Linked DNA regions of Homo sapiens: regions 1 and 2 are each linked to region 3. A link is a loop called in an ENCODE intact Hi-C map of the cell type or tissue named here. Cell type or tissue: heart right ventricle. All regions are shown on one strand. Region 1 overlaps LCMT1 (leucine carboxyl methyltransferase 1). Region 2 overlaps AQP8 (aquaporin 8). Region 3 has its middle 11 kb from the start of LINC02175.

Region 1 (8,000 bases), 72 kb after region 3:
TCAAAATCCTGACCTCGGGTGATTCACCTGCCTCAGCCTCCCAAAGCGTTGGGATTACAGGCGTGAGCCACCGCACTCAGCCTTATATGCCAAATTCTTATTTACACTTTAACATTGCAATGTGTGTTTCATGCTTGACTTCCCGTTAAATTGCTTTCTTTTTTTTTTTTTTTTTTTTTTTTTGAGACGGAGTCTTGCTCTGTCACCCAGGCTGGAGTGCAGTGGCGCAATCTTGGCTCACCACAACCTCTGCCTCCTGGGTTCAAGCGATTCTCCTGCCTCAGCCTTTCTTGTAGCTGGGATTACAGGCATGAGCCACCATATGCGGCTAATTTTTTGTATTTTTAGTAGAGACGGAGTTTCACCATGTTGGCCAGGCTGGTCTCGAACTCCTGACCTCAGGTGATCCGCCCGCCTCGGCCTCCCAAAATGCTGGGATCACAAGCGTGAGCCACTACACCCGGCCTAATTTGCTTCCTTTCTTTCAAGTTGATAGCTCAAAATGTTGACTTCCAAAGGTTTTTAGTTGTAAATTGAGTCAGAGTTCCCACAACTTGTTTCGCAGGGGTAAGGATAGGTTTTTACCAGGGAATTACTGAGTATTCTTAGTCCATTTGAGTAGCTTTGCTCCAGGAGGGAAGAAGAAAAAGAAAGAATCCTAGGAAAGGACATCTGTCTCTCAAGAGTCCATTTCCTTTCATCAGGAAAGCAGTATCTTTTCAGGAAACTCTACACAGTAGACCTGTTATTATAAAACAGTAAAACACTGAAAAAGTTTAAATTTTTAAACAACATGTTTTTCAGAATGTATCCTCATCTTTAAGCAACACATGACTTACGTGTACATGTATACAGACAAACACACACACATCATTTAAGCAACTCAGGTGTTATGAGGGAAAAAACAAGTGTGTATGGGGGGCAGATTTAAATCCAGGTGAGTAAATTTGAACACCTACATTAAACCTTCAGTTCTCTATGTTTATAGAATTAAGTTCCACAGCTGATGTAACTGACTTCAGTCTGTAAAGTCAAGCCTGCCTTGTAGGATCTTATGGGGGTTCCTATTTGTATGTATTCATATTTGGTCAAGCATTTGGAATAATGCCTGGCACATAGTAAGCACTTGGTGACTTGATTAAAGAAGTCAATGAGGCACCAGGCTTGATCCTTATAGGCCAGGTGAGCAGGGAGGCCCCTTTTCATTCTTTGATGCCTCAGATGAGGAAATGCCTGTTGGAGGGGATTTCACACCTTTCAGAAGAAGGCCCCATTGTTCCAGTTGACGCTCGTGGAGACAGGTCTCAGTCAGTAAATGCTTCTTGAATGAAGCATTAGGTGGTTGGACCAGATCTGTCTTTCCCGTGGGAGGAAAGTGAGATGATTTTAGGTGTTACACAGATGCTTATCATTTTTGTAGTTAGCTATTTATTACAGTGTTGTGTTAGAAAATGTTAGGCAGCACCTCAAACCTAAGTATTTTTAAAAAGTGAGTGATTTAAAGACACACTAAATTGAACAGGTGGCATGTGAATGTCATGGAAACTGAAAGCATTTATGGATTGAAAGAAGACTGGGAAAATCTTTGAGGTCTTTCCAAATCTGAGATGTTTGATTTTTTGAATCTAGGCTTTGAATATGAAATCAGGATATACAAATAGAAGTGATGTTCTCTGGGTTTTGGGAGCAGAGATGTGTAATGGAAATTGACAGGCAGAACTAGATGCACAGTGTCATGCAGGGTGCAGAGATAACAGTGTATTAACACTTTGGTGTCTGCTGTGGGCAGCCTTGCATGTGTATGTATTCTCTAACAAAATTGGGAACATCCTACACATACAATTTTGTGATTAGGTTTGTTCACCTGATACTATAACTCTGTGTTCAGTGTTCCTGCAGAGAAATCTTTGTGCCCATACTTGATTTTCTTAGGATTAAATCCTAGAAATGGGATTGTGTGGTCATTGTGTACGCATGTGTTTCAGGCCTTTTATACTTGTCATCGCAGTGCCTTGCAGTGTGATTGTGCCAGTTTAAGGTTCCGGCAGCTTGAGTGCCCTCTTCCCTATCCCTCTCCAAAGCCAAGCTAGATTAAATAATAGTTTTGTTGGGTCGGGCGCGGTGGCTCACACCTGTAATCCCAGCACTTTGGGAGGCTGAGGCGGGCGGATCACGACATCAGGAGTTTGAGACCAGCTGCCCAAGGTGGTGAAACCCCGTCTCTACTAAAAATACAAAAATTAGCCAGGCGTGGTGGCGGGTGCCTGTAATCCCAGCTACTCGGGAGGCTGAGGCAGGAGAATTGCTTGAAACTGGAAGGCGGGGGTTGCAGTGAGCCGAGATCACGCCATTGCACTCCAGCCTGGACAACAAGAGCAAAACTCCATCTCTAATAGTAATAATAATAATAATAATAATAATAATAATAATAGTTTTGTTGCCAATTTGTTCAGCAGTTGGTTCACTTACTTTCCAACTGATGTCCTATAAATCCTAAAACTTGCTGCTTGTCTCCCTTCAGAACTGCCATCAGCAGCGCCCGACAGCACTCTCCTCCTCACTGCCCAACACTGGGTGGCAAATCTTTTCATCTTGGCCACTCTGATAGGCTGGACAGTGAGGTCCTTCTTCCTAGGGCGCATGGAAACCTGTTGCAGTCACCTGGGTTTGCGGAGTGGGAGGAGGAAAGTGTTAGGGGCACTAGGAGGTGGGAGCCGGTGGGAGTTGCTGGCTGGGTGTGTTTGCATTATGGACCCGTGCATCTCACCACTCTCTACCACTGTGCACCACTGTGACCACGGACAGGGTGCTCCTGAGGTCAGTCCCAGATGCCCTCCAGACCCTGCGTCCTGAGCCTGCTTCTCCCTCTGGCCTCCTCCCCAGTTTCTTACTGTCCTCCGGCCTCCCTGCCTCCTCTCTGTACTGGAGGCTCAGGTGTGTTCCCCGAGTCTTTCTGCCTGCCCTTCCTTCTGTCTGGAATGCCTTTTGGACACCTGACTCTCCCATTCTCCAGGGCTCGCCACGGCCATCCCCTTCTGAGAGAGGCCTCCCCCGTGACCGTCTTCCTCTCTACGAGTCACTGCCTTCATTCCTCATCATCTTGTAATTATCTGCCTCTCCTTTCTCTCCTTGTTTACCACTGTACCCCCAGTGCCTAGCACTTGGCAGACACCCACATGTTCCTTGGCTACACTAGTCGTATTGAACAGTGTAAAGAATCTGGAGGTGAGAGGATAGAACCTGCTCTTTATTATCCAAGAGTCCAGCAAGTTATGGCTTCCAGAGGGAGGCAAATTGATCAGGTTTTCAACAGAGCTGCTTAGCAGCGGGGCGAGTGCCTTCCTTGGGGAACTAGTAGTCAAGCAGTGACTTGATGTTGCTGCCTTGGTTCTTGCACGGGATGTTAGGGTTGATGAGATCATTTCTAAGGTCCCTTCTGATCCTTAAAACTGTGGGATGAGTATTCTCATCTGTGGGTTGCTGGGCTACCATTCTTGTTTCAACTGCAGATGTAGCTTTTACCACTAGATGACACTATATGATTTCTTTGAAATCAGTGTTTCCCAAACTGCCAACCACACAGAGGAAATACATTTTTCATTGCACTTACACCCTCAACACACACTTGAAACAAAAGTAGGCTGGGCACGGTGACTCACGCCTGTAATCTCAGCACCTTGGGAAGCGGAGGTTGGAGAATCACTTGAAGCCAAGAGTAAGCATCATAAATGTCTTAATCCTTACTATATGTAATGCATCCTATTTTTTATTTTACTTGGTTCAACATTTAAAAAAGTAATGCAGGTTTGCAAATGAATTGATTTTATTGTATTAATGGGTCATGACTAACTGAAAACCATTTTTTTAAGTATATTGTTATAAAACTGTGTGGGTATGCTGTTTTCCTTGGACAGTCTGGGCTTGTATAACAGATCGTGTCCATTAGTGAGTATTTTCCATGTTTCTGTGGTGAGTTGCTGCATGGAGCAGCTGAACATGTGCTTCCTTTTGGGTGTCTATGGATGGAAGAGGTTGGGAGATTGTGCAGAATTCAACACTTATTGTAGTCAGGCCAGAGGTAAGCCTTAGTAGCAGATTTAAAGCTGTATTATTTACTTCTAGAAGCTGAGAGACATGACACACCCATACCCTTAATTTCACCTTACTTAGCAGGCAACAAGAAATGGGGGCATTACTCAGGGTATCATTAGGATGCTTTGGGCTGCAAGTAACAGAAGCCTGACTCAAATTGGCTAAAAGGGTGAAGGCACTTATCTCACAAAATCGATGTTCAGAGGTAGAGCAGTCTGCAGGCCCACAGCAGCTGAGCATGGCCTTCGGGATCCCGCTTCTTTTCATGAGTCCTCAGTCATCCTAAAGCTGGTTCTACTCATGGTTGCAAGAAGGCTTCCTGTGCTAGATGAAGCCTTAATTCCTTGTAGTATAGACTGGCTAGAGAGAATTAAGGCTACTGTGGCATTTTCCACATTGTTTTGTTCGTGCTTGCTTTGTTCATTTCTTCCTAGTTTCCCCACTATGACCTCCCTAAGAAGAGTGAAATGATTGGCACCTAATACAGAGTCAGGAGAAACACTTGGTTAATTCATGCTGTTTGTCAAGTGTTTCTAAGTCTCCCTTCCTCTGGGCACAGGCTTTTTCATTTAGTGGAATTAACTGACTAGCTCTGGCCATGAGTTTGCAGAGTGAATAAATGGCTGCACATCTTCTGTATGAAGCATGAAGTGAGGCTATTTGCTATGTAGGGTCCTGGGAAGTGAATTAGCAATATGAGGGAAGGGAGTGAGAAGGCCCACTGTGGAAAATGTGATGGGTGGTGTAACGTGAACATAAAGATGAATGGATGGCTGCGTCTTCGCTTGTGTAACAGGGCACTAAATGTGCACTTGGCCTTTTGAGGTGGATGGTTGGTTTTCGTCGAGTTCCTTGATCTGGTTCCTGGGAACTTGGCAGTGGACCTTGGTCTGAACCTACTCAATCTCTACTCACCTTCCTCCTTTTTTCTCCCTTCCAGGTTTGCAGTAAGCATTGGCTACTGGCATGACCCTTACATACAGCACTTTGTGAGACTGTCTAAAGAGAGGAAAGCCCCTGAAATCAACAGAGGCAAGTGACCATCTCCCTCCCCAACAGCACCTCATCAGCTACCTGAGGTTTTAGGGGTTCATTCTTGAAGGAAGTCGTGGTGTGCTCCCTTTCCAGCTGTGCGCAAAAGTGCTTATTTCCCCAGATCTTCACCAACACGGTGTGTTATAAACTTGTTTGCAGCCATAAAAAGGAATGAGATCATGTCCTTTGCAGGGACATGGATGAAGCTGGAAGCCATTCTTAGCAAACTAACAGAGGAACAGAAAACCAAACACCGCATGTTCTCACTCATAAATGGGAGTTGAACAGTGAGAACACATGACACAGAGAGGGGAACATCACACACTGGGGCCTGTCAGGGGTGGGGGGCAAGGGGAGGGAGAGCATTAGGATAAATACCTAGTGCATGCAGGGCTTAAAAATCTAAATGACAGGTTGATGAGTGACAGGCCCCAGTGTGTGATGTTCCCCTCTCTGTGTCATGTGTTCTCACTGTTCAACTCCCATTTATGAGTGAGAACATGCGGTGTTTGGTTTTCTGTTCCTCTGTTAGTTTGCTAAGAATGGCTTCCAGCTTCATCCATGTCCCTGCAAAGGACATGATCTCATTCCTTTTTATGGCTGCAAACAAGTTTTATAACACACTGTGTTGGTGAAGATCTGGGGAAATAAGCATATATATATGGCATATATATACCTATGTAACAAACCTGCACATTCTGCACATGTATCCTGGAACTTAGAGTAAAAAAGAAAAAAAAAAGAACACAATATCTACTTCCACATTAAAATCACAATAGTTTTTGAAATTTTATTAAATTTAATGAATTCAAAAAAAAGTATTAATCTTCTTTAATCTGTCATGTGAAAAATGGTATCTTACTGCAATTTTAAAAATGTTTCTCCTATTTATAAGTGACGTTGAGGATCATTTTCATGTGTTTGAAGCCCATTTAAATATCTTTCACTGTAAACTGTCCCTATCAGGAATCACTTTTTTTTCCCCAATGAGAAAAATACATAAAGCTTTATTTTTCACATGTGTATTCCTACACTAATTGGATAAATATGGAGAAACTGCTTTATAGTACAGGTATGAGGAGGAGAGTCTCTTAGAATTTACATCAGACTTTTCCTCTGGTTGGTTGGTTGCCTATGGCTCATCTAGGTGTCTGGACTAATTATGTGGATTTAATTGGGTTTTTCTATAAGGAGACATTCCAAAGGCTTTTGTATATTTCAGGCTGAGCATATCTTAGTTTTCACGCCTCTTGTCTGTGTATGTGAATCTTCCCTAAGGATGGAAATTGAGGATTTCTGCCCAGTTGCGCAGCTTGAGGGTTTTAAGTCTAGAGGACGTGGGTCTTTTACAGCTTTGTTGATGTTCCTCACTGTGGGTGGGAGGGAAAGTGTTGTGAGACCTGGTAATTCTCAGATGAGGGAGGGCTCAGAGGTGCTGACAGCAGTAGGCCTAGGCTTAGGAGATTTGGCCCTTAAGATTCTTCAACAGGGCTGGACGTGATGGCTCACACCTGTAATTCCAGCACTTTGGGAGGCCGAGGCGGGCGGACCACGAGGTCAGGAGATCGAGACCATCCTGGCTAACACGGTGAAACCCCGTCTCTACTAAAAATACAGAAAATTAGCCGGGTGTGGTGGCGGGTGCCTGTAGTCCCACCTACTTCGGAGGCTGAGGCAGGAGAATGGCGTGAACCCGGGAGGCAGAGCTTGCAGTGAGCCGAGATCACGCCACTGCACTCCAGTCTGGGCGACAGAGCAATACTCCATCTCAAAAAAAAAAAAAAAAAAATTCTTCAACAGGGTTGGGTGCGGTGGCTCACGTCTGTAATCCTAACACTTTGGGAGGCCGAGGCAGGTTGATCACTTGAGCTCAGGAGTTCAAGACCAGCCTGGGCAACATGGTGAAACCCTGTCTCTACAAAAAATAAAAAATTAGCCAGGTGTGGTGGCATGTGCCTGTAGTCCCAGCTACTTGGGAGGCAGAGGTGGGAAGATCGGCTCAGGCAATCAAAGCTGCAGTGAGCCAGGATTGTACCACTGCATTCTATCCTGGGTGACAGAGCGAGACCCTGTCTCAAAAAAAAGAATCTTCAGTAGATTTATTTTCCTCCCCGGCTCACAGTATGAGTAGTGTTGGCCATTTAAGTATTTATTTATTTTGAAGCTCGCACCAACAGGTAACTTGTTCCAGAACATAGCTAGAATATGGTTTCAGATGCCTGCCCCTTAGAAACTCCAGAGCGTAAAGAGAAGTCTGTATCTGGATGTGCATGTGCCATGTGCAACATTTGATTGGCAGCAGCCTGAATGTGTTAAGTCCCCAGTTTCTCTTTCCCAGACAGCAGAGTATGCAGGAAAGGTAGTCATTCAGCTCCATTCTGGCTTAGCAGTGTAAAGCCTGAGAGGGAAGAGATGGAGAATTACTTTTTGATGCCTTATTTTAGTGTTAATGACACTATTAGGCTCTGCAGATAATTTCCATCAAGGAAGTCAAAGGCTTTGAGACAGGAGCCTGCCTTATTCTCAGCCAGATTGAGAAATTGACCAAATGACTATAATTCTTGTGTGTGCAGGGAATCTTGGCTCTCAAGTTGGATCCTGTAGGTGGGTTCTATAAGAAATGCCAAGAAATTTTAAAGTGGTGGTTTCTGAAAACAAGGACATGCAATTTTATTTTGCATTCCCTCCCCTGCTTTTGAGGCAGATTTCCTAACAAATGCTGCACAGGCAAAGACCCCCACCCCACGCCCTGGCGGCACCCCTCTCTTCTACCCTGTATTTGAACCTTTAGAATGCAGCCAGATTGGAGAGTGCCTCCCAAATGGTGTATGGTGAGGACATTTTTCCCCCAGTGTCCAATCCATCGCGGATGA
Region 2 (8,000 bases), 170 kb after region 3:
GGCTGGGACACACTGTCTCAAGTGCCAGCCATGTGGTCAGCCCTGGGCTCATGACTTCCTCTGCTCTTGTGGGTTACAGTGGTGGACACTTCAACCCTGCGGTGTCCCTGGCAGCCATGCTGATCGGAGGCCTCAACCTGGTGATGCTCCTCCCGTACTGGGTCTCACAGCTGCTCGGGGGGATGCTCGGGGCTGCCTTGGCCAAGGTGGGTAAACCCCAGGGGCTGGGCTAGTCTTCCTCTCTGATGGGGCTGCTGGAGGTGCATATGTGGGTGTGTGTGTGGGACAGTGGGGAGTGGGGAAATGTCCAATCTTTTGCTTGTTTCTGCCAGTGGAATTGGTGGACGTTTTTCTTCTCTCTTTCTTTCTTATTGCATTTTATTGTATTTTTTATTTGTTTGTTTTTTTGAGATGGAGTCTTGCTCTGTCACCCAGGCTGGAGTGCAGTGGCCTGATCTTGGCTCACTGCAACCTCTGCCTCCTGGGCTCAAGCAATTCTCCCACCTCAGCCTCCTGAGTAACTGGGATTACAGGCGCATGCCACCATGCCCAGCTAATTTTTGTATTTTTAGTAGAGACGGGGTTTCATCATGTTGGCCAGGCTGGTCTTGAACTACTGAGCTCAAGTGATCTACCTGCCTTGGTCTCCCAAAGTGCTGGGGTTACAGGCATGAGCCACTGTGCCCGGCCTCTCTTTTTTATTTTAGAGATAGGGTCTCACTCTGTTGTCCAGGCTGGAGTGTGGTGGTGCAATCATAGCTCACTGCAGGCTCGACCTCCTGGGCTCAAGTGATCCTCCTGCCTCAGCCTCTTGAGTAGCTGGGACTACAGGTGTGTGTCACCACACCCAACTAATTTCCTCTGCCTAGGAAAACCAGAGACCTTTGTTCACTTGTTTATCTGCTGACCTTCCCTCCACTATTGTCCTATGACCCTGCCAAATCCCCCTCTGTGAGAAACACCCAAGAATTATCAATAAAAAATAAATAAATTAAAAAAAATTTTTTTCTGTAGAGGTGGGCTCTCGCTGTGTTGACCACATTGGCCTCCAACTCCTGGCCTCAAGTGATCTTCCTGCCTTGGCCTCCCAAAGTGCTGGGATTACAGACATGAGCCACCGAGCCTGGCCAGCCACAGAGTTTTCATAGCTTTATGCATAAATCCATGGATAGACTTTCTCCCTTCATCCCTCTTTTTCTTTTTTTTCCCTCTCTTTCTTTCTTTTCTTTTGCCCTTAAGTCTTGGTTCAGCCAGGGATACTTCAAGCCCTTCAAGATGTGGGCCTTGCTTGGTGTGTGTGTGGGGGGTGGTGGATGGGGGAGCTCTGTCAGCTTGGCTGTGATAGGGTCTGAAGCTGTAAGTGCTGACCCACCGCAGACTTTGTTCTCAAGCCTCACTTTACTGTCATCCCCTGCTGTGGTCTCTCCATGTCCCAATTTGAGAGCCACAGCCTGTTCCCCTGTCTATGGAACACGCCCGGGACCTTCCTTCTCGGCTTCTGCTCTGAAAAGCAGTGGCCAGACTCGAGCTCAAGCCCTGCCACTTAAAACCTGTCAAACATGGTTCTGACAGCTGCGGGGCAGCAGGGTTCCCTAAGCACATTCTTCCTGCTAAATGTTTTACACATATTCTCTTATTTCATCTCCCAGCAACTTTATGAAAAACCATAGTCAGTTCATAGAGAGCGCTTACCTTGTGCCAGGCACACCAACGGCCTTGTCTGTGAGCTGGGAGCTGTCAGTATCATCCCTATTTTATAGATGAGAAAACAGAGGTGCAGAGAAGCAGGTAACTTGCTCAAGTTCAGACGTGCCTGTAAGCAGCACAGCCCCGACTGGATCCAGAGTCCAGAAGCTTGTGCACTGCACTGTCTTTCCCCTTCGGGGCTGTGATAGCCCTGAGGCCGATCGCCCATAGAAATAATTGAGCTCAGGCTTCAGGGCTCTCCTGCACATGCCCCTTCCACGGTCCTGTGGGGGCTTAGCAATGAGTTCACCTGATCATATGTGTTTGTAAAGTTTCTAAGAGTAAGGTATTTTTAGCCACGCATGGCGGCTGGTGCCTGTAATCCCAGCATTTTGGGAGGCAGAGGCGGGAGGATCACTGGAGCCTAGGAGTTCCAGACCAGCCTGGGCAACATAGTAAGACCTTCCATCTCTACAAAAAATTTTAAAAAAAACATTAGGTGGGCATGGTTGGTATGTACCTGTGGTCCCAGCTACATGAGAGGCTGAGGTAGGAGGAACACTGGAGCCCAGGAGGTCCAGGCTGCAGTGAGCTATGATCGTGTCACTGCACTCCAGCCTGGGTGACAGAGCTAGACTCTGTGTCAAAGAAAAATAAAAAGATAGTTTATGTTCTTTTTCTCAAAGAGGATCATCTAAGTTACATAAGTTTTAGGTCTGTAACCTGGAGCCATGACTGGGTTATCCCCATTTTTCTTTTTCTTTTTCTTTTTTTTTTTTTTGAGACGGAGTCTTGCTCTGTTGTTCAAGCTGGAGTGCAGTGGTGTGATCTCAGCTCACTGCAACCTCTGCTTCCAGAGTTCAAGTGATTCTGGTGCCTCAGCCTCCTGAGCAGCTGGGATTACAGGTGCCTGCCACTTCACCCCGCTAATTTTTGTATTTGTAGTGGAGATGGGGTTTCACCATGTTGGCAAGGCTGGTCTCAAACTCCTGGGCTCTAGTGACCCACCCATCTCAGCCTCCCAAAGTGCTGGGGTTGCTGGCGTGAGCCACCACGCCTAGCCCCATTACTATTTTTCAGCTGAACAAAGTGAGGCTCAGAAAGGTTCAGTAGTTCACGCAGGGTCGCACAGTAAAATCTGGCAGAGCTGGGATGTGGATGCAGGTATATCTAACTGAAATTGGACATAACCCTTCACTGGCTCTTAAGGTGGGTAGCATGCGTTTTTTAGGCCCTCTCCCCTCAGTTTCCAGCTGTCTCTCTGCCCCACTGTGAGGCTCAGCAGCTTCTCTGTGCAGGCGGTGAGTCCTGAGGAGAGGTTCTGGAATGCATCTGGGGCGGCCTTTGTGACAGTCCAGGAGCAGGGGCAGGTGGCAGGGGCGTTGGTGGCAGAGATCATCCTGACGACGCTGCTGGCCCTGGCTGTATGCATGGGTGCCATCAATGAGAAGACAAAGGGCCCTCTGGCCCCGTTCTCCATCGGCTTTGCCGTCACCGTGGATATCCTGGCTGGGTGAGTGTCCCTTGGCAGTGGGGTGACCATGCCCAGATCTGTGCTGTTCAGCTCTGGGGGATTTCAGGCCTGAGGGTCACAGATTCAGTTGCTATTAGGGGCCAGGAAGGTGCTGCAAATGGGGAGGGGGGCTGGCATCAGGCAGACAACAGGGAGTGGTGGGGACTGCAGTGTCAGAGGTGCTGCAGTCAGTTCAGCTCTTGTCAATTATTGCTGGGTACATGGGTCTGGGCTGATGCTTTCATTCAAAGGAAGTCAGAAATTTAAATCTGTATGTGATGTTTTCCAATGTTGGTAGCGTAAATACAACATTTCTGTGAACTGTGTTCATTCGGTCAGCGGGCAGCCGGGTTTTAGCCTCAGGCTTACAAAGAGCATGTGTAGCTGTTGTCTCATTTATTTTTAGACTCCCAGCAGGCTTTGGAAGGGATTAAGTAGACAAGATTGGGGATGATGTCTCCCGTTTTATAGATAAGGAAACTGAGGCTTAGAGAGGACAGAAGTGACTTATTTAAGGTCAGTGGGCAGTGGCAAATTAAGTGATAGATTTGGGACAAGAGGCTGAGTGAACCCTTTTAATTTTTGTTGTAGAGATAGGGGTCACGCTCTGTTGCCCAGGCTGGTCTTGAACTCCTGGCTTCAAGCCATCCTCCTGCGTTGGCCTCTCAAAAGTACTGGAATTACAGGCATGAGCCACAGTGCCCAGCCCAGGGAGCCCCTCCCTAATGTCTGACTCTTTCCTTTCTTTTGGACACAGAACCAAGTCTAACCTTTCTCCTGGGTCAGCTCTCCCTCAACTTTGGGAGGTGGAGCCTGGGGCAGGCTGGGGAATGTGTGTGTAAAGCTGTGGCCATGCTTTGCTGCCCCCTAGTGGTCTTTGATTCACTTACAAGCCCTTTTTTTTTTTTTTAGCTCCGCTTCCCGGGTTCACGCCATTGTCCTGCCTCAGCCTCACGAGTATCTGGGACTACAGGCGTCCGCCACCACGCCCGGCTAATTTTTTTTTGTATTTTTGGTAGAGACGGGGTTTCACCGTATTAGGCAGGATGGTCTCGATTTCCTGATCTCATGATCCGCCCGCCTTGGCCTCCCAAAGTGCTGGGATTACAGGCTGAGCCACCGCGCCCCGCCTACTTACAAGCTTTTTGACTTCGAAGCTGGACACAGGGTGGGGATGAGGTCTACAGGCCCCCAGCTGGAGAGAATGGGGTAAAGACAGAGCCCCAGAACGAGAGGAGTGCACCTGGGGAAGAGTCTCCCTGTAGGATTCTGGGTCTTAAGCTTGTGGTGCAACAAGGGCCTCATCTGGACCAGCTAGATTAGTTAATGCTTTTTGTACATTAATTATATTCGAGGTGTGGGCTCCATTTGCATTTTCTCATTCACTCCTGATGACAACCTATGGGATAGTCACTTTCACCTCACCTGAACACAGAGAGGTTCATGGAGGTTCCCACACCTAGAACTATCTGGGCTGGGGTTTTTCTTTCTTTATATGTATATTTTTAAAGCTTTGTGGGTGAACCTAGTAGGTGTATATATTTCTGGGTTACATGAGATGTTTTGGTACAGGCATGCAATGCATAATTATCACATCAAGGTGAATGGGGTATTCATCCCCTCAAGCATTTATTTTTTGTGTCACAAACAATCCACTTATACTCTTCGTTATTTTATTTTATTTTTAGTTTTAGTTTTTGAGACAGAGTCTTGCTCTGTCACCCAGGCTGGAGTGCAGTGGCATGATCATGGCTCACTGCAACTTCCAACCCCCAGGTTCAAGCAATTCTCCTGGCTTAGCCTCCCCAGTAGCTGGGACTACAGGCGTGTGCCACTATTCCCAGCTAACTTTGTATTTTTAATACAGACAGGGTTTCACCATGTTGGCCAGGCTGGTCTCTAACTCCTGACCTCAAGTGATCTGCCTGCCTTGGCCTCCTAAACTGCTGGGATTTCAGGCATGAGCCTCTGTGTCTGGCTGAGGTTACATGAGATGTTTTGATACAGGTATGCAATGTGTAATAATCACGTCAAAGTAAACGGGGTATTCATCCCCTCAAGCATTTATTCTTTGGGTCACGAACAATCCTATGATACACTTTTTGTTATTTTATAATGTGTGGGCTGGGTTTTGAATCTAGGTCAGCTTGACTCCAAAAGGATTGAAACTGATTGACTTTCCTTTGTAGACTTTGGAGCAAATGTAGCTCCAGCTTCTCTTCCTGCCATCACCCAGTAGGCATTTTTGCTGGGCATTCTAGAGGAGTGTGTGGGGAGTGCTGGACTGCACGCCCAGCGGGGAGCCATGCCTTCTGCTTCCTGGTGCTAATAGCCCCTCTGCCTTCTTTAGGATCTACCCAGGAGCTCATGATGTAGGAGTTTAGAGAGGGTTTCTGGGTGGTGTGTGACTAGGCCTAGTTGGGGACATGAGTGTGAGGTGAGGTGGGGTTTGGCTGGGATCCTGGTGACCTTGGTGCCTGGGTGTTTGCAGGGGCCCTGTGTCTGGAGGCTGCATGAATCCCGCCCGTGCTTTTGGACCTGCGGTGGTGGCCAACCACTGGAACTTCCACTGGATCTACTGGCTGGGCCCACTCCTGGCTGGCCTGCTTGTTGGACTGCTCATTAGGTAGGAGTGTGACACAGGGTCACCGGCCCATTGGATGGGCACTTGGCAACATCTCCCAGAGAGTCCGGGACTAGAGGGCTAGGCTCTCACTTGGGTTTGGAAGAGAAAAGAGGGAGCCTCTTTAGAGGCAAAGAAAATGGCTCCATCTAGGAGCTTTGGTTGCAAGTGACAGAGATCTATTTCAAAATAGCTTATGTCATAAAGAGGAATTCATTGGCTCACATCATCAAAAACTTCACAGGTAGCAGTGGTTTCAGGTGGCGCTCAAACAATGTCTTTAGGACTTGGTCTTTCTCCTTTTCTTTTTTTGACAGTTTCCCTCTGTTGCCCAGGCTGGAGTGCAGTGGTGTGATTCTGGCTTATTGCAACCTCCGCCCCCGGGTTCAAGAGATTCTCCTGCCTCAGCCTGCCAAGCAGCTGGGACTACAGGCGCCGCCACCACGCCCAGCTAATTTTTATATTTTTAGTAGAGTCGGGTTTTCACCGTGTTGACCAGGCTGGTCTCGAACTCCTGACCTCATGTGATCCACCTGCCTGGGCCTCCCAAAGTGCTAGGATTATAGGCATGAGCCACCGCGCCCAGCCAGTTTTTGTGATTTTTTTGGTAGAGATGGGGCTTCACCATGTTGGCCAGGCTGGTCTCCAACTCCTGACCTCAAGTGATCTGCCTCCCAAAGCGCTGGGTTACAGGCGTGAGCCACTGCACCCGGCTTCATTTAATTCTGGGCTTTCAGAGTGGCAGCAATGAGCATCTTCAGGAAAAGGGTTAGAAACCAAGCAGGACCCGGGCATGTGGTTCACGCCTGTAATCCCAGCAGTTTGGGAGGCCAAGGTGGGTGGATCACTTGAAGTCAGGAGTTGGAGACCAGCCTGGCCAACATGGTTAAAACCCTGTCTCTACTAAAAATACAAAAATCAGCCAGGTGTGGTGGTGCTTGTCTGTAGTCCCAGCTACTCGGGAGGCTGAAGTATGAGAATTGCTTGAACCCAGGAGGTGGAAGCTGCAGTGAGCTGAGATCATGCTACTGTACTCCAGCCTGGGTGAGTGAGACTCTGTCTCAATTAAAAAAAAAAAAAGAAACCAAGCAGGAAACTGTCTCTCTCTCTGCAAGGGGATCTGGCTATTAAGGCTGGGGAGGCTCAGGAAGTCATCTTTCTGGAGACTTCTGAGCCTGGAGACATGACGAAGGGCTGGGTCTCACCTCCGGGGCAGAGACCTTACTGGGTCATCTTTCTTGCAGGTGCTTCATTGGAGATGGGAAGACCCGCCTCATCCTGAAGGCTCGGTGAAGCAGAGCTCGTGGGATTCCTGCTGCTCCAGGTGTCCTCAGCTCACCTGTCCCAGACTGAGGACAGGGGAGTTCCTGCATTTCCTGCCAGGGCAGAGGCCCAGAGGAGCGACCCCCTGCTTCCACTGCTTGGGCCTGCTTTCTCAGATAGACTGACTGCTGAGGAGGCTCTAGGTTCTTGGAATTCCTTTGTGCTCATCAGAGACCCCAGCCTGGGGAACACGCTGCCCGCACTGCCCAGAGAGCAGTGCAAACACCACAACACGAGCGTGTTTCTTGAGAGGAATGTCCCCGAGTTGGACAAGGAGGCTGTTTCTGCACATCAGCTCATTTCCCGCACCCCATTTCTTGCTTGATTGCTTTGTTGGGGGCCTGGCCACTTCCTTGCTTCTCAAGCTGACAATTCTCACTTTGCAATAAATAGTCCAGTGTTTCCTTCCACGTGCTCACTGGCTTGCCTTTCATTTGAGAAATGGGCACTGCTGAGGAGAAAGCAAGCAAAAAAAAAAGTCTGGGGTTAGGCCTTGGCTGGGGTTAGGCCTGAGCTGATCCCACAGCCCAGCTCAGAGTCCTGGGCCATGGCAGGCTCTTGAAGTTGAGGCCAGACCAGAGCCTGTCTCCACTTGGACGGGCCCATCCTGGAGCTCTGTCTGGAGCTCAGAGTGCATATTGAGTCCAACTTGGAGTCTAGTCAGAGTCAATTCCAGATCACAGACCTCAGGACCCTGCTGAAAACCCCCAGGCAGAGTCCAGGGTCTGGCTGAGTGCCCAGTGCTGTCCCTACTCGAGTGCTTGGTGCTGTCCAGGACATGGGTCAGCCCATTCATTCACTCTAGGTGGGGAGGTGGGGGGGTGGGTGGGATTGGGATGGGCTGCAAGAATTTCC
Region 3 (8,000 bases):
CTGGGTGAATGGGGAGGCCCCGTCTCATTCCCTGAAGCCTCAGATGAGGAAATGGCTATTGGAGGGGATTTCACACCTTTCAGAAGGACCCATTGTTCCAATTGAGCTCTTGGAGATAGGACTCAGTCAGTAAATGCTTCTTGAATGAGTAGGTGGTTGGACCAGATCAGTGTTTCCCGTGGGAGGAATGTGAGATGGTTTTGGGTGGTACACAGATGTTTTACATGTTAATAGATATTTATTACAGCATTGTGCTAGCAGAAAATATTGGGCAGCACATTTGACCTGAGTGTTTTTTAAAAAGTGAGTGATTTAAAAACACAGTAACTTGAACAGGCAGCATGTGAATGTCATGGAAACTGAAAGCATTTGTGGATTGAAAGAAGAGTGGGAAAATCTCTGAGGTCTTTCCACATCTGAGACGTTTGGTTCTTTGAATCCGGGCTTTAAATATGAAATCAGGATATAAAAATAGAAGTGATATTCTCTGGGTTTTGTGAGCAGAGATGTGTAATGGAAATTGACAGGCAGAACTGGATGTGCAGCCTCGTGGAAGGTGCAGAGATAACAGTGTATTAACACTTTGGTGTCTGCTGTGGGCAGCCTTGCGTGTGTATACATCATTTAACAAAATTGGGAACATCCTATACATACAAACAATAATCGGGTTGGTTCACCTGATACTGTAACTCTGTGTTCAGTTTTAGATGGGATCATTTGGTCATTGTATATGTGTGTGTTTCAGGCTTTTTGTACCTGTCGTCGCAGTGCCTTGCAGTATGACTGTGCCAGTTTAAGCTTCGGGCAGCTCAAGCACCCTCTTCCTCGTCTTGGCCAATGCCAAGTTAGATTAAACAATACTTTTGTTGACAATTTGATAGGAGAAATATAACTCTCTGTTTTTACTTTCATTTCGGGTTTTTTACATTATTGATAAGGCTGAGCTTTTGGTGTGTTCATTGATCTGTTGTGTTTCTTTTGTGAACTGCCCCCAAGTTTGCCTTTTGTCTTAATTTTTTCCTCTGGGATTTTAGGGTTTTTTATTTATTTGTTTTTAAGAGTCCTTCATAATGTAAAGATGTTAGTATTTTGTGACATGTTAGTTATTTCTCCTAGTTTATTTTAGAGACCGTCTCGCTCTGTCACCCAGGCTGGGGTGCAGTGGCGCAATCCTAGCTCATTATAATCTTGAGCTCCTGGGCTCAAACAATCCTCCCACCTCAGCCTGCCAAGTAGATATGACTACAGGCATGCACTACCGTGCCTGGCTAATATTTATTTATTTATTTATTTATTTATTTATTTATTTATTTATTATTTTTTGGTAGCAATAGAGTCTTGCTATGTTGCCCTAGTTGGTCTGAAACTCCTAGGCTCAAGCAGTCCTCCTGCCTCAGTCTCCCAAAGTGCTGGGATTACAGGCATGAGCCACCATGCCTAGCCTGTGTTTCCTAGTTTAATACTTGCTTTTCATGTTTGCTTGTGATATTCACACTTACTGTATTTCTTGTTGTAAAGGTAAATATTTGATTCATTCTGTGACACACCTGCTCTTCCATTTAATTTGTTTAAGGCTAATGAACCATTTATCTTCTTATAAACTTTATTTATTTATTTATTCATTCATTTATTTATTATTTTTTAGATGGAGTCTCACTCCCGTTGCGCAGGCTGGAGTGCAGTGGCACGATCTCGGCTCTCTGCAACCTCCACCTCCCAGGTTCAAGCGATTCTCCTTCCTCAGCCTCCCGAGTAGCTGGGATTACAGGTGTGCGCCCAGCTAATTTTTGTATTTTTAGTAGAGATGGGTTTTTGCCATGTTGGCCAGGCTGGTCTCGAACTCCTGATCTCAGGTGATCCACCTGTCTCAGCCTCCCAAAGTGCTAGGATTACAAGCAAGGACCACCATTCCCAGCCTTAAACTTTATTTCTATTTTTTATTTTTTTGAAATGGGGGTTTCACTTTGTTGCCCAGGCTGGACCTACATTCCTGGGCTCAAGCAATCTTCCTGCCTCAGCCTATAGAGTAGCTGAGACTACAGGCACGTGCCACCATGTCTGGCCCATTTAACTTCTTTGAAATCAGATGTGATTGGTTCTCTGTGTCCTGCAGTCACTGTCAGTTGTCATTACCTGTGCATGCTTACGTGGTTGTTATTCCTGGTGGCATGGCTGGGCAGCTGTGACTGCAGCCCCTGGATGCTTTAGTCCTCATACCACTTAAGGACCATTTGAAGAAGGAGCACAAATCCTGATTGTTGTTCAAAAACTGTCTATTCATTACTTCTGATGAGATGAAGAAAGAGCCAGCATTAAAACTTACAGAGCGAGGGCCAGGGCTCAGAAGACAATCTCAGAGAGGACAGTAAAGATCTCTCTCTCTCTTTTTTAAAAATTTTTTTGAGACGGAGTCTTGCTCTGTCACCCAGGCTGGAGTGTAGTGGTGCGATCTCGGCTCACTGCAACCTCCGCCTCCAGGGTTCAAGCGATTCTCCTGCCTCAGCCTCCTGAGTAACTGGGACTACAGGCATGCGCCACCACGCCCGGCTAATTTTTGTATATTTAGTAGAGACAAAGTTTCACCATGTTGGCCAGGATGGTCTCGATCTCTTGACCTTGTGATCTGCCCACCTCGGCCTCCCAAAGTGTTGGGATTACAGGCATGAGCCACTGTGCCTGGCCTAAAGATCTCTTAAGAAATGCCATATCACCAAAGCCCTTGAAAGCACAATAGTCCATATTGTATGGAAACTCAGACATCCTGAAACTGAAGACAACCAGCCTTTCCCATTGATCTTTTCCTTTTCATATGTGTGCAAGAGAGAGAAGTGATACCAGTCTGTTTTAATAAGTCCAAAAGAACTTTTCCAATAAACTCACAGTTACAATTATTTGGCAGTGTTTTTTCTTTCTTGGGAGTACATCTTAGGATTGATGCCTTCTTATTTGATGAAATACGTCATATGGTTAGTGTAGAAAATTTAGGAAGGATAAACCCAGAAATCAGAGAGATAATCATTTTCAGTATTTAGGTATCAATCCACTAGTAATTCTCTGTGTAATATAGATACATATGTATGTATTTACGGGCACATGTGGTACATATATTTTTGGCCTTACCTCTTTCTCTTAACATTATATCTGGAATGTTTTGCCATGTCTGATTTTCTAGTTTACTTTTTAAATGATGGGTTAGTATTTCAGTGAATGGATACACTGTAATTTGTCCAGTTACTCTCCAGCTGATGTCCTGTAAATCCTGAAACTTGCTGCTTGTCTCCCTTCAGAACTCCCATCAGCAGCGCCCGACAGCACTCTCCTCCTCACTGCCCAACACTGGGTGGCAAATCTTTTCATCTTGGCCACTCTGATAGGCTGGACAGTGAGATCCTTCTTCCTAGGGCGCATGGAAACCTGTTGCAGTCACCTGGGTTTGCGGAGTGGGAGGAGGAAAGTGTTAGGGGCACTAGAGGTGGGAGACGGTGGGAGTTGCTGGCTGGGTGTGTTTGCATTATGGACCCGTGCATCTCACCACTCTCTACCACTGTGCACCACTGTGACCATGGACAGGGTGCTCCTGAGGTCAGTCCCAGATGCCCACCAGGCGCTGCGTCCTGAGCCTGCCTCTCCCTCTGGCCTCCTCTCCAGTTTCTTACTGTCCTCCGGCCTCCCTGCCTCCTTTCTGTACTGGAGGCTCAGGTGTGTTCCCTGAGTCTTTCTGCCTGCCCTTCCTCCTGTCTAGAATGCCTTTTGGACACCTGACTCTCCCATTCTCCAGGGCTCGCCACGGCCATCCCGTTCTGAGAGAGGCCTCCCCCTATCATCTTCATCCTCTCTACGAGTCACTGCCTTCATTCCTCATCATCTTGTAATTATCTGCCTCTCCTTTCTCTCCTTGTTTACCACTGTACCCCCAGTGCCTAGCACTTGGCAGACACCCACATGTTCCTTGACTACACTAGTCGTATTGAATAGTGTAAGGAATCCGGAGGTGAGAGAATAGAAGAACCTGCTCTTTATTATGCAAGAGAGTAGTTTTGTAAGTCTACCAAGTTAGGGCTTCCAGAGGGAAGCATTTTGATCAGCTTTTCAACAGAGTTGCTTAGCAGTGGGGTGAGTGCCTTCCTCAGGGGAGTGGTCACGTAGTGATATTGTTGCAATGGTTCTTGCACTGGATGCTGGGGTTGGCAAGATTAGGCTTCTTCCAACCCTTAGAACTGTGGGGTGTGTTCTCATCTGTGGGTTTCAACTGCAGATAAAACTGTTAACACTAGATGGCACTAGAGGATTCATTTGAAATCTGTTTAAGGCCAGGCCGGTGGCTCAACCCTGTAATCCCAGCACTTTGGGAGGCCGAGGCGGGTGGATCACCTGAGGTCAGGGGTTCGAGACCAGCCTGGCCAACCTGATGAAACCCCCGTCTCTACTAAAAATACAAAATTAGCGGGACCTGGTGGCTCATACCTGTAATCTCGGCTACTTGGGAGGCTAAGGCAGGAGAATCGCTTGAAACCGGGAGGTGGAGGTTGCAGTGAGCCGAGATTGTGCCATTGCACTCCAGCCTGGGCAACAAGAGCGAAACTCTGCCTCAAAAAAAAAAAAAAAAAAAAAAAAGGAATCTGTTTATGAAACTGCCACCCACAGTGAAAAAATAACCTTTATCATTGCACTTATACCCTCAACACACACTTGAAACAAAAGTTGTCTAAGTGCAATGGCTCACACCTGTAATCCCAGCATCTTGGGAGGCCAAGATGGGAGAAATCACTTGAGGTCAGCAGTTCGAGACCAGCTATAGCAAAACTTCATGTCTACAAAAAAATTAAAAATTAGAATTAGAAACAAAAGGTTCACAAATGTCTTAACACTATGTGTAATGCATCTTATTTTTTATTTTATTCTATTCCATTTCTTCTTTCTTTCTTTTTTATTTGAGCTGGAGTCTCATTCTGTGGCCCAGGCTGGAGTGCAGTGGTGCAATTTTGGCTCACTGCAACCTCCGCCTCCCGGGTTCAAGCAATTCTTGTGCCTCAGCCTCCTGAGTAGCTGGGATTACAGACGCGGACCACCATGCCCAGCTAATTTTTGTATTTTTAGTAGTTTCACCATATTGGCCAGGCTGGTCTTGTACTGCTGGCTTCAAGTGATCCGCTTGCCCCGGCCTCCCAAAGTGCTGAGATTCCAGGCATGAACCACCATCCCAGCCTCACATTAAAAAAAAAAAAAAAAAAAGCAGGTTTGCAAACTAATTGATCTTATGATATTAATTAGTCACCACTTACTGTTTGAAAAGCACTATTTTAGATAACTGAGTAAGTGTATGGTTATAAAACTGAGTATGTTTTCCTTGGACAGTCTGGGCTTGTATAGCAAATTGTGCACATTAGTGAATATTTCACGTTTCTGTGAATTGCTGCATGGAACACCTGAACATGTGTTTTGGGTGTCTATGGATGACAGATTGGGAGATGTGTTTGTACAGAATTCAGCACCTATTGTAGTCAAGGCAGAAGTAAGCCTTGGCAGTAGATATAAAGAAAAGGTATATTATCTGCTTCTAGGAGCTCAGAGACATCACACACACATTCCCTACATTTTACCTTAGCAGGGAACAAGGAAATGGGGGTATTACTCAGGGTATCATTAGGATGCTTTAGGCTGTTAACAGAAGCCTGACTCAAATTGGCTTAAAGGGTAAAAACACTTATTATCTCACAAAATATACGTTCAGAGATAGAGCAGTCCACAGGCCCAGAGCAGCTGAGCATGGCCTTCGGGATCCAGGTTCTTTTCATGACTCCTCAGTCGTCCTAAAGCTGGTTCTACTCATGATTGCAACAAGGCTTCCTGTGCTAATCAGGGTTTCAGCTCCCAGCCTTGAAACACAAAGCCTTAACTCCTTGTACTGTAGACCAGAATAGAGACAATTAAGGCTCCCATGGCATTTCCCAAGTTGTACACGTATTGTTCATTCGTTCCTGGTTTCCCCACTCTGACCTCTGTAAGGGGAGTAAGAGGACGGCACCTAATACAGAGTCAGGAGAAACACTTGGGTTAATTCATGCTGTTTGTCAAGTGTTTCTGAGTCTCCCTTCCCCTGGGCACAGGTCTTTTCATTTAGTGGAATTAACTGACTAGCTCTGGCCATGAGTTTGCAGAGTGAATAAATGGCTGCACATCTTTTGTATGAAGCATGAAGTGAGGTTATTTGCTATGTAGGGTCCTGAGAAGTGAACTAGCACTATGAGGAAAGGGAGTCAGAAGCCCACTGTGGGCAATGTAATGGGCGGTACGTGAACATAAAGATGAATGGATGGCTGCGTCTTCGCATGTGTAACGGGGCACTGAATGTGCACTTGGCCTTTCGAGGTGGATGGTTGGTTTTTGTCGAGTTCCTTGACCTGGTTCCTGATAACTTGGCAGCGGACCCTGGCCCGAACCTACTCAATCTCTACTCACCTTCCTCTTTTTTTCTCCCTTCCAGGCTTGCAGTAAGGTTGGGCTGCTGGCACGACCCTTACATCCACCACTTTGTGAGACTGTCTAAAGACAGGAAAGTCCCTGAAATCAACAGAGGTAAGTGACCATCTCCCTCCCCGAAAGCTCCTTATCAGCCAAGAGACCTGAAGTTTCAGGGGTTCATTCATGTTTTTTTTCCTCACTTTGTTACCCAGGCAGGAGTGAAGTTGTGTTCGAAATTGGTGGGTTCTTGGTCTCACCGACTTCAAGAATGAAGCCGCGGACCCTCGCAGTGAGTGTTACAGTTCTTAAAGGTGGCATGTCTGGAGTTTGTTCCTTCTGATGTTTGGATGTATTCGGAGTTTCTTCCTTCTGGTTGGGTTCGTGGTCTTGCTGGCTCAGCAGCGAAGCTGCAGACCTTCGCGGTGAGTGTTACAGCTCATAAAGGCAGTGTGGACCCAAATAGTGAGTACTAGCAGAATTTATTGCAAAGAGCAAAAAGAACAAAACTTCCACAGAGTAGAAGGAGACCCCAGCAAGCTGCTACTGCTAGTTCGGGCAGCCTGCTTTTATTCTCTTATCTGGCCCCACCCACATCCTGCTGATTGGTAGAGCCTAGGGGTCTGTTTTGACAGGGCGCTGATTGGTGCCTTTACAATCCCTGAGCTAGACATAAAGGTTCTCCAAGGCCCCACCAGAGTAGCTAGATACAGAGTGTCGATTGGTGCATTCACAAACCCTGAGCTAGACCAGGGTGCTGATTGGTGTGTTTACAAACCTTGAGCTAGATACAGAGTGCGGATTGGTGTATTTACAATCCCTGAGCTAGACATAAAGGTTCCCCCACGTCCCCACCACACTCAGGAGCACAGCTGGCTTCACCCAGTGGAGCCACCTGCCAGTCCCGTGCCGTGCGCCCGCACTTCTCAGCCTTTGGGTGGTCGATGGGACTGGGCGCCGTGGAGCAGGGGGTGGTGCTCGTCAGGGAGGCTCGGGCCGCACAGGAGCCCACGGAGGGAGTGGGAGGCTCAGGCATGGCGGGCTGCAGGTCCCGAGCCCTGCCCCGCGGGAAGGCAGCTAAGGCCCGGCGAGAAATGGAGCGCAGCGCCGGTGGGCCGGCACTGCTGGGGGACCCACTACACCCTCCGCAGCCGCTGGCCCTGGTGCTAAGCCCCTCATTGCCCGGGGCCCGCAGGGCCGGCCGGCTGCTCCGAGTGCGGGGCCCGCCAAGCCCACGCCCACCCGGAACTCCAGCTGGCCCGCAAGCACAGCGCGCAGCCCCGGTTCCCGCTCGCGCCTCTCCCTCCACACCTCCCTGCAAGCTGAGGGAGCCGGCTCCGGCCTTGGCCAGCCCAGAAAGGGGCTCCCACAGTGCAGTGGTGGGCTGAAGGGCTCCTCAAGTGCCGCTAAAGTGGGAGCCCAGGCAGAGGAGGCGCCGAGAGCGAGCGAGGGCTGTGAGGACTGCCAGCACACTGTCACCTCTCACAGTAGGGCAATCTCCGCTCACTGCAACCTCCACCTCCCAGGTTCAAGCGATTCTC

The links. Peaks named below come from ENCODE experiments on the same cell type or tissue, not always from the same donor. Only the 100,000 strongest peaks of a DNase experiment are listed, where the experiment ranks them.
Region 1: a loop joins it to region 3, with 18 times the contacts of the local background. A loop is called at or near these places in 74 of 110 quality-filtered maps.
Region 2: a loop joins it to region 3, with 18 times the contacts of the local background. A loop is called at or near these places in 97 of 110 quality-filtered maps.

What each region holds. Positions count from the first base shown.
Region 1 is chr16:25,123,443-25,131,442 of GRCh38, forward strand. LCMT1 (leucine carboxyl methyltransferase 1) reads left to right here. Exons shown (of 11, transcript NM_016309.3): 2 at 5,033-5,124. Among named protein-coding and RNA genes, the nearest start is that of LCMT1, 16 kb to the left of the region's middle. RefSeq lists a silencer at 2,707-2,949. In heart right ventricle, a CTCF peak has its summit at 3,521 (motif pointing right); no DNase peak of the experiment used is centred here.
Region 2 is chr16:25,221,378-25,229,377 of GRCh38, forward strand. AQP8 (aquaporin 8) reads left to right here. Exons shown (of 6, transcript NM_001169.3): 3 at 80-206; 4 at 2,985-3,199; 5 at 5,691-5,825; 6 at 7,067-7,555. The coding sequence ends at 7,115. Among named protein-coding and RNA genes, the nearest start is that of AQP8, 8.4 kb to the left of the region's middle. In heart right ventricle, a CTCF peak has its summit at 4,064 (motif pointing left); a DNase peak (open chromatin) is centred at 4,044; H3K27me3 peaks cover 407 bases.
Region 3 is chr16:25,051,532-25,059,531 of GRCh38, forward strand. No RefSeq gene overlaps it. Among named protein-coding and RNA genes, the nearest start is that of LINC02175, 11 kb to the right of the region's middle. RefSeq lists a silencer at 4,182-4,311. In heart right ventricle, a CTCF peak has its summit at 4,275 (motif pointing right); a DNase peak (open chromatin) is centred at 4,322; H3K4me3 peaks cover 723 bases; H3K27ac peaks cover 2,680 bases.